3 separate regions of the Homo sapiens genome follow, and regions 1 and 2 are each linked to region 3. The links are chromatin contacts, found by Hi-C in ENCODE. All regions are on one chromosome and are shown on one strand. Each heading gives the region's core, a stretch centred on a gene start or an enhancer-like site at or near the end of the contact. The rest is flanking DNA. Distances are from core to core; before and after follow the strand shown. Region 1 overlaps NXPH2 (neurexophilin 2). Region 2 overlaps SPOPL (speckle type BTB/POZ protein like). Region 3 has its middle 17 kb from the start of HNMT.

The links. Hi-C counts contacts between places; a loop is a spot of excess contacts on that map. Pooled maps may share reads with other maps.
Region 1: a loop to region 3 is called in a map with no recorded cell type, with 4 times the contacts of the local background. The contact joins two enhancer-like sites. A Hi-C loop is called at or near these places in 15 of 37 single-sample maps with no recorded cell type and 11 of 50 pooled maps.
Region 2: a map with no recorded cell type shows a loop between it and region 3 (4-fold over the local background). The contact joins two enhancer-like sites. A Hi-C loop is called at or near these places in 1 of 168 maps with a recorded cell type or tissue (PC-3), 2 of 37 single-sample maps with no recorded cell type and 2 of 50 pooled maps.

What each region holds. Positions count from the first base shown.
Region 1 is chr2:138,707,628-138,710,660 of GRCh38, forward strand. All of the region lies in intron 1 of NXPH2 (neurexophilin 2), which reads right to left. Among named protein-coding and RNA genes, the nearest start is that of NXPH2, 71 kb to the right of the region's middle. Within about 2 kb of position 1,546, at least 2 of the 41 ENCODE cell types and tissues checked have a DNase peak (open chromatin) inside an H3K27ac peak, as active enhancers do.
Region 2 is chr2:138,522,157-138,525,192 of GRCh38, forward strand. All of the region lies in intron 1 of SPOPL (speckle type BTB/POZ protein like), which reads left to right. Among named protein-coding and RNA genes, the nearest start is that of SPOPL, 22 kb to the left of the region's middle. RefSeq lists enhancers at 1,964-2,013, 2,024-2,113. Within about 2 kb of position 1,640, at least 2 of the 41 ENCODE cell types and tissues checked have a DNase peak (open chromatin) inside an H3K27ac peak, as active enhancers do.
Region 3 is chr2:137,946,281-137,949,440 of GRCh38, forward strand. No RefSeq gene overlaps it. Among named protein-coding and RNA genes, the nearest start is that of HNMT, 17 kb to the right of the region's middle. Within about 2 kb of position 1,636, at least 2 of the 41 ENCODE cell types and tissues checked have a DNase peak (open chromatin) inside an H3K27ac peak, as active enhancers do.

The DNA.
Region 1 (3,033 bases), core at 296-2,795, 760 kb after region 3:
GGAAGCTTATGCACATTTGGAAAGCTTTTGCCATATTGATGACTCACAACTTTAGTTTATTTTCAACTAAAACTTTTCCATACTTGCTAACCATATATCCTTTATCCTCTGGTGGTGGTGTTCTTTTTGTATCCAAGTGCCAGGTCTTAAAATTATCCCTTGTAACTTTCTTCTCTGTGGATTTGGCCCATCATTCTAGCCTGAGATCCTTTTGAATCCTGTCAGCCAATAGGTCCCTCTCTCTCTAAGCCTCATGTCATTAGCTAATTTAATAAGTAAGACTTGTGTCTGCCCTTTTAAAATCTGACCTTGTCAGAAGACTCCCTGGACAGTCAAGCTGATTACTACAGATACTCCCTCCATTTCTCTCTTACTGAAATAATTTGTGATGGCAGTCACAAATCTGACTGTCCCAAGATGCCAGGGCTGTCTCCTCTTATAGAGCCTCATGTGTGGCACTGTGCTTGTCTTGTCCATAACTGCACTTACCCTACTACACAGGGCATTTAATAAATGTGTTTAAATCACAGAATTTCATTGTTTTTCTGGCATGGGACAACAGGAAAGCCGATCTGGAAAAACAACAATAACAACAAGACAGCTGCTACTTTCCTCAGCCGTCACACACGCTGCCCACTTCACAACTATCTCCCCGGCCATGAACTTGAACTTGAGAGAAGAATGAGTATCAATGAATTAAGATGTTTTAGAAAGTATCTGAACATACAATTGAGCTGGCACTATTTTGTACATCAGGATTTTAATATTGCAAAGGACTGTATTGATTGCCTAAATCTAAAAATAATTTCATTAATGGAAGAAGATGTAATGTGATTTAATATGCAAATTAATGCTGCATTCACTGAAAACTATTAAACCAGCTCATTTAGCAATTTGAGTGAACATTGCTAATACATTTCCAGAGTTTTCTTTTTCCTCTACAATCATACTGAAAACTCCTGAAAGACAACAAATGTCTTTTAGTTCTGAATACTCTATATAGCAGTCTAGAAATAGGCCAAGCTAATGTGAGGTATAGTGCTTATTATTCTTTGAATGTTGTTCTAAATTAAGGAGACAAGTTGCAGAAAAGTTAACTACTGTGAACTGGAAAACCTCCAATTAAGTAGTTGGATTCCAACCTCTCCTTGACTCACAGGCTGGAGGACATTTATCAAAGCATAGGGACATCGGGACTGAAAACAAGGGCTGATTTAGACAACAAAAGCTCTGATTCACTCTCTCCATGTTGACAAAATATACTCTATACCCACAAACTTAAGCTGTGTCCATGCACACACAAACCAGTCTGAAACAAAAACAAGTGAGCATTTAAATTTAGACCAATTATGACAGCAAAAGCTGTGTTCTTTGGCATTCTACCAAACAAAAAGCTTCAGAAACCAGCACTTCAAATACTCCCCTGGTCCACACATGTATTCTAGCAGCAGGGACTGGCAATGGAGCTAATTCCAATCAACGAGGAAGCTATTTAGGTCCCACAAGGCTGACTCTGAGAGTCGCTGGGGGATGCTGGGGTGCTGGCTCCACTCGAGACGGTACAACAGCCCCTTCTATCCTCTCAGGGAAACAGGGGCAGCTGCCCAGGGGAGGCTCACACTGCACTTTCTCTCCCATCCTAAATCCTACAGCAGCCTTCACAGTTTCTCTTTTTATAATTTTATTTTATTTTGGTGAAATAGAGATAACAAAATTTGTCATCTTAACCATTATTAACAGACTTTATTTTTTAGAGCAGTTTTGAGTTCACAGCAAAATTAGCAGCCAAGTACAGAGATTTCCCATATACCCCTGCCCCCCTCCCTACCCACAGCTGCCCCATTACCACCTTTCCCCCCACCAGTGTGGTGCATTTGTTACAATCAATCCTACATTGACACATAACTACCACCTCAAGTCCATGTTTATGTTAGGGTTCACTCTTGCTGAATCCTATGGGTTTTGACAAATGTATAATGACATGTACCCACCATTATAGGAGCATACTAAATAGTTTCACTGCCCTAAAAATCCTCTGTGCTTTGCCTATTCATCCCGTCCTCTCCCCAACCCCTAATTCTTTTACTGTCTCCCTAGTTTTACCTTGCCCAGAATATCATCTAATTGGAATCAGTAAGTACTATTTTCAGATCAGTGTCTTAGTATTTCACTTAGTATTGTACATTTAAAGTTTCTCCATGTCTTTTCATGGTTTAATCATTTCTTTCACCTGTGGAATAACATTCCATTGCCTGGATTTACCACAATTTATTTATCCATTCACCTACTGAAGGATATTTTGGTTGCTTCCTAATTTTAACCTCTTTTATGTGTACAATTCAGTGGCATTACTTGTATTCACAATATTGTGCAACCATCACAACTGTCTATTTCTCAAACTATTCCATCACTTCAAAAAGGAACTCTGTTAAACATCAAGCAATAACTCCCATTCCTCCCAGCCCCTGGTGACTTACTTCCTGTCTCTATGAATTTACTTATTATTTAATATTTCATGTTAGTGGAGTCATACAATATTTGTCCTTTTGTGTCTCACTTGTATCACTTAGCATAATGTTTTCAGGTTTGTCCATGCCGTAAATATATCAGAACTCCATTCCTTTTTACGGCTAAATAACATTTAATTGTATGTATGTACCACGTTTTGTTTATTCATCACCTCTTGATGAATACTTGGGTTGTTCCCACCTTTGGCAATTGTGAATAATGCTGTAATGAAGATTGGTATAAAAGTATTTGCTTGAGTCCCTGTTTTCAATTATTTTGGGTATATATCCAGGAGAGGAATTGCTGAGTTATATGGTAATTCTATGTTTAGCTCTTAGAGAAACCGCCAAACTTTTTTTCAGCAACTCCACTATTTTACATTCCCACCAACAACACACAAGGGTTCCAGTTTGCAGCTTCTCTTAAACCCAAGCAGAGTAGTTAGTTCAAATGAAGGTTATCTTGAAGTTACCTGGCCTATTGATTAGCTGGCATCCTTCCTCCACCCTAGACTCTATGAGATAA
Region 2 (3,036 bases), core at 390-2,889, 580 kb after region 3:
CTTACTGCCCTAGAAAAACAGAAAGCCTTAAGGTCTACCATTGTAATCACTTGAGGGGGGATTGTTGCTTTAGGACCACATGAAATTGCCAATATTCTGCCTTTGACATACAAAAATGTCAGTGTCATGTAATTCAACCTGATACAATTGACTGAAAAAACCTGTCAGACTTTGAAGGGAGGTTGCCTTTTGCTTGGGGCAGAGAGCTCACACTACAGAATAGCTATTTCACTTATGCCTCAAGGACCCAGGTAAGTAAACTATAAGGTAAATGAAGGTATTTGTTCACCCCCACCCTTTTTTTTAAAACTGGGGTCCTGTGTAAATATATTACCAACGCCAGTTACTTCAGTGTACACATCCCTCCCTTCCTTTCCCCCAGCTCTGTTGGCTTCCCCTTTAAATAGAAATATATATAACTAAGAAGAAGGAATATTTTTTCCTGTCCTTAGCCAATTTTTTTTTCTTGAAGGTTCAGCTGTTGCCATTACTGCATCTTTAACCACCCCCTCTTCTTGCCCCTGCACATTCTTTTCTATAGCAGTGGTGTCCAGCTCTGCCACTTAGTCTAATCAGTCTTCTGAAAGACACAGCTGTTTCTATTTCAGAGACGAGCCTATCCATTTAGTACACATTTTAGTCAACTTTAAGTAAACTGGTTTTGAGTAATTAAAACTACAAGATGGACTTTCTGTTTTCACGTGTAGGTCAAAATTAGCTATTCCATTAATTCTCTCAAAACACGTAACTAGCCCCCTTCCTTTTTCATTTTATTTTTAAACCAACACTGAGTGTTGTGCTAGGCTTTGCCTTACAGAAATTAATAAACTAGAGATGATATTATACTTAGGTAATACCACAGCCATGCACATAAACTCTATAGTAAAAGACAATAAATGAAGTAGACTAATGAGGGTGTATATTAGTCCGTTTTCACACTGCCTATAAAGACATACCTGAGACCGGGCAGTTTACAAAAGAAAGGTTTAGTTGGACTTACAGTTCCACGTGGCTGGGGAAGCCTCACAATCGTGGCAGAAGGCACATCTCACATGACAGCAGACAAGAGAAGAGAGCTTGTGCAGGGAAATTCCCGTTTTTAAAACCATGAGATCTCATGAGACTTACTGTCACAAGAACATCACGAAAAACACCCACCCCCATGATTTAGTCATCTCCCACCAGGTCCCTGCCACAACACATGGGAATTATGGGAGCTATAAGATGAGATTTGTGTGAGGACACAGAGCCAAACCATATCATTCTGCCCCTGGCCCCTCTCAAATCTCGTATCTTCACATTTCAAAACCAATCATGCCTTTCCAACTGGTTTTGAGTAGTTAACCCCCAAAGTCTCAACTCAAAAGTCCACAGTCCAAAGTCTTATCTGAGACAAGTCCCTTCCACCTGTGAGCCTGTAAAATCAAAAGCAAGTTAGTTACCTCCTAGATACAGTGGGGGTACAGGCATTGGGTAAATATAGCTGTTCCAAATGGGAGAAATTGGCCAAAACAAAGGGGCTCCAGGCCCCCATGCAAATTCAAAATCCAGCAGGGCAGTCAAATCTTAAAGCTTCAAAATGATCTCCTTTGACTCCATGTCTTGAATCCAGGCCATGCTGATGCAACATCCTTTGGTCTCAAGCAGTTCTGCCCCTGTGGTTTTGCAGGGTACAGCCTCCCTCCTGACTGCTTTCACAGGCTGTTGTTGAGTGTCTGCGGGTTTTCCAGGCGCACGGTACAAACTGTCAGTGGATCTACCATTCTGGGGTCTGGAGGATGGTGGCCCTCTTCTCACAGCTCCACTGAGAGGTGACCCAGTAGGATTCTGTTGGGGGAGGGCTCTGACCCCACATTTTCCTTCCTCACTGCCCTAGCAGAGGTTCTCCATGAGAGCCCCACCCCTGCAGCAAACTTTTGCCTGGGCATTCAGGTGTTTCTATACATCTTCTGAAATCTAAGCAGAGGTTCCCAAACTTCAATTCTTGACTTCTGTGCACCTGCAGGCTCAACACCACATGGAAGCTGCCAAGACTTGAGGCTTCCACCCTCTGAGGCCACAGCCTGAGCTGTACCTTGACCCCGTTTAGTCACAGCTGGAGCGGCTGGGACCCAGAGCACCAAGTCCCTAGACTGCATAGGGCAGAGGGACCCTGGGCCCAGCCCATGAAACCATTTTTTCCTTCTGAACCTCCAGGCCTGAGATGGGAGGGGCTGCTGCAAAGGTCTCTGACATGCCCTGGAGACATTTTCCACATTGTCTTGGAATTAACATTTGACTCCTCATTACTTATGCAAATTTCTGCAGCTGACTTGAACTTCTCCTCAGAAAATGGGATTTTCTTTCCTATCACATTGTCAGGCTGCAAATTTTCCAAACATTTATACTCTTTCCCTTATAAAACTGAATGCCTTTAACAGCACCCAGGTCACCTCTTCAATGGTTTGCTGCTTAGAAATTTTTTCCACCAGATACCCTAAGTCATCTCTCTCAACTTCCAAGTTCCACAAATCTCTAGGGAGGGGCAGAATGCCACCAGTATCTTTGCTAAAACGTAACAAGACCCACCTTTGCTGTAGTTCCTAACACATTCCTCATCTCCATCTGAGACCACCTCAGCCTGGATTTCATTGTCCATATCATTATTAGCATTTTGGTCAAAGCCATTCAACATGTCTCTAGGGAATTCCAAACTCCCTATCTTCCTGTCTCCTTCTGAGCCCTCCAGACTGTTCCAGTCTCTGCCTGTTACCCAGTTCCAAATTCCCACATTTTCCTGCCTCCTTCTGAGCCCTCCAGACCGTTCCAGTCTCTGCCTGTTACCCAGTTCCAAAGCCACTTCCACATTTTTGGGTATCTTTTCAGCAGTGCCCCACTCTACTGGTACCAGTTTACTATATTAATCCGTTTTCATGCTGCTGATAAAGACATACCTGAGACCAGGCAATTTGCAAAAGAAAGGTTTAATTGGACTTACAGTTCCACGTGGCTGGGGAAGCCTCACAATCATGGCAGAAGGCAAAAGGCATGTCTCAC
Region 3 (3,160 bases), core at 386-2,885:
GAAGAGCCCCAGAAACTATGTCTACATGTTGTAAATGAATGGATCCTCAATAAAAGAGCCAAGCCCTTTGTTATCCTTCATGATGAAACTCACTTGTTAGGTTTCTGAGCTCTAATACCACCTATGTTTTCTGAGCCCTAAGAAACTGATTAAAAGCTCAGGGTTCATAAATGTTACAAGTATGCAAACTCTAACAGAAACTCTGCATTTATCTCCTACCCCTCATAAAATCATATGTTCTCAATGTCTGTCACAGGGTTATTCAATTTCTCCCCAGAATTGTCATCCTGGAGGGTGAGACAGAGGCACTGTTTGTTCTAGTAGCCATCAACCAAAATAATATCTGGAATACAGATTTAAAAGACACAGTGTTTGATGCCAAAAAGGCTTAAGTGCAGTAATACTGATACACATTTAAGCAGATGTTGTACATGCTATGATTCAAATGTTTGTGTCACTCCAAAATTCACATGTTGAAACCTTAGCCCCAAGGTGATAATATTAGGAGGTGGTGGCCCTTAGGAGATGATTAGATCACATGGGAGGAACCTCATGAATGAGATTACTGTTCTTGTAAAAGAGACCTTCCTTGCCCCTTCCACCATGCAAAGACATATTTAAAAGCCTCCGTCTATGAAAAAGCAAACCATCACCAGACACGGAACCTGCCAATATCTGGATCTTGGACTCCCCAGCCTTTAGAACTATAAGAAATAAATTTCTATTGTTTATAAGATACCTAGTTTATAGTATTTTATTACAGGGGCCCAAACAGACTAAGAGAGTACATGTTGTTTAGACAGGAGTATAATGAGGATTTAGTAAGAATACAGTAAGGTGAAAACAAAATGCAATCAATTGTGGAACAGAGGGAAGAAATGTTGCCTCTGCTTGGAGAGAGTGTTGGAAGGCTTTATAGCAGGGGTAACCTTTGAACTAGGGGTTTCTGAAATAAATGTGTACAGGGTAGAATTTCCAAGCAGCAGAACGCATGCAGAAAAGCATCAAGAAGTCATAAAATAGGTTGTTCTTGGCAAATGATACAAAGTTATAGGTGTGGGAATGTTGGTCGTGAGAGGAAGTTTCGTTCTCAGAATCAAAATCAGTAGCAGCTAGGTACTCATCTCACAATGTTGCTTCAGAAAAATACAACTGTAAACTTATTCCTTGAAATATTGCAGGCTGCTCATTTTTCCTGGGTTTCTCACTGTGACTGTCCACCTATCACTTCCTCTTTCCTTAGCTATTGTGCTTGCCATGTCTTCTATTACTCAGTAACTCAGGAGAGAGATATGGGCTTACATTACCAAGGTCTAACAGGATGGGAGACATGAGGCTTGTTGAAAAAAAAAAAAAAGGAGTAATTCAACATACATGATGGGATTTGAAGATTTTAATTCATGTCAGAATTCTTTCTGGATTCCAGATTTGGCTGCAAATTTCATAAGAAATCGTTGAAGTATAGGTATTTGTAGTTAAACGATCTCAACGAACAAGACATACTATGGTCTTTAACCCCTGTGCTCCAGGAACTTAGATCCCTGGTGTTCCAGGCCAGTGTTCTTTTTATCCTGTTTTATCCCTGCTTAGGTATGCAAAATCAAGAATAAACAGGGTTTCTTCCTTCAGTGGAAACAGGGTCACAAGCCACCAGGTGGCAGTGGTCGTTAAAAGTGGATACAAGTTACAGGACAAGAATATTCTGTACTCCTTCCTCTTTTCATCCTGGCCATATTGGAAAAGTTTTTCATGTTCTAAAATTTCATGAACATCTCCAGCTGGATCCTACTTTTCTATGGGCAATGCCATTCTTTCAGTTTCTCAAGTTCATGTATTATTTACCTTTCTAATCACTTATTTTTTAATCCAATTAATCTGCTTCTTACTAACACATTGTTTTTATCACATGAATTTTCTCAAATACTTGCAATGGCTTCTTAGCAACTACTTTGTTCTTGTAAAGTTGCTGTGAAGTTGTTAACAATTGCTTTGTAGTCAAGTAGTTTTCAAGCTCTTCAGGCTCATAACCAAAACTCATACTGCCTAGACCAATCCACCTTTACATAAACATAGAATCACATAGTGTTGTACATTGAAAGTAACTAGTAAAATTTGTAGAAATTATAAATTTACAAATTTGTAGTAAAATAATCACTACACAAAAAATAATAAAATATGTAAATATTATTCAAATCTATCAAAATATGTATTTAAAATACCAATCATTGAAATGGCATATAATTGATATTTGTATATAATTATAAATATACAAATTTATAGAAATGAAAATATAAGGGTTTTAGCCCTTATATTTTTTAACACCAATAAGTCATTTAAAGCTATCAACTGAAAAGTGAAATAACAGGCACTAAAACTTAGAGAAATTATGGTTAGGTTTATTTTGAGCCAAGTTTGGGGTCTTAAGCCTGGAAACACAGACTCAGTGCAGACTGAGAATGAGTCTCCAAAGTAGGTTCCATGAGGCACAGTATATAATTTCCTAATAGAAGGATGCATGTGGTACAGAAGGTGGGAGAAGCAGGGCCATGAAGCAGCAGTTACATTCCTATGATTCTGACTGGTGCTCAGTGACACTATCCATAGGTGATATATATGCATAAAGTGTACATGCAGTTGAGCGGGTAGGGACTAAGGTTAGGCATCTGAGGATCTGGTACAGGGTGAGTGATTCCATCTTGTCTTTGTTCTACCTCTGATACACGTTTATAACCTGTACCTGTCGGTGAAATACTTAACAAACTGCAGTTACGCAGGTAAGAGGTCAAATTTAGTTTATAGGCCTAGGTTTTATTACCCATGTGCCTGACTGCAACCATCGTGGCCACTGTTAAAATTTTCTTTTGATTTTTTTTTTTATGACAAAGCCTATAGGCCCTTGAGGTTTAAAGATTACACATTATAAAATTTCAGCCAGGTACAGTAGCTCATGCCTGTAATCCCAGAGCTGTGGGAGGCTGAGGTGGAAGTATGGTGGGAGGCGACGAGTTCAAGACTAGCCTGGGCAACATTGAGAGACCCCATGTCTAAGAAAATAAAATAAAATAAAATAAAATGTCAGTGTCATATCAGAATTTAACCACAGAGCTGTGGTATAAAACAATGCATCCTCCTGTGACAAGAGCTAGCTGTTTTTACATAG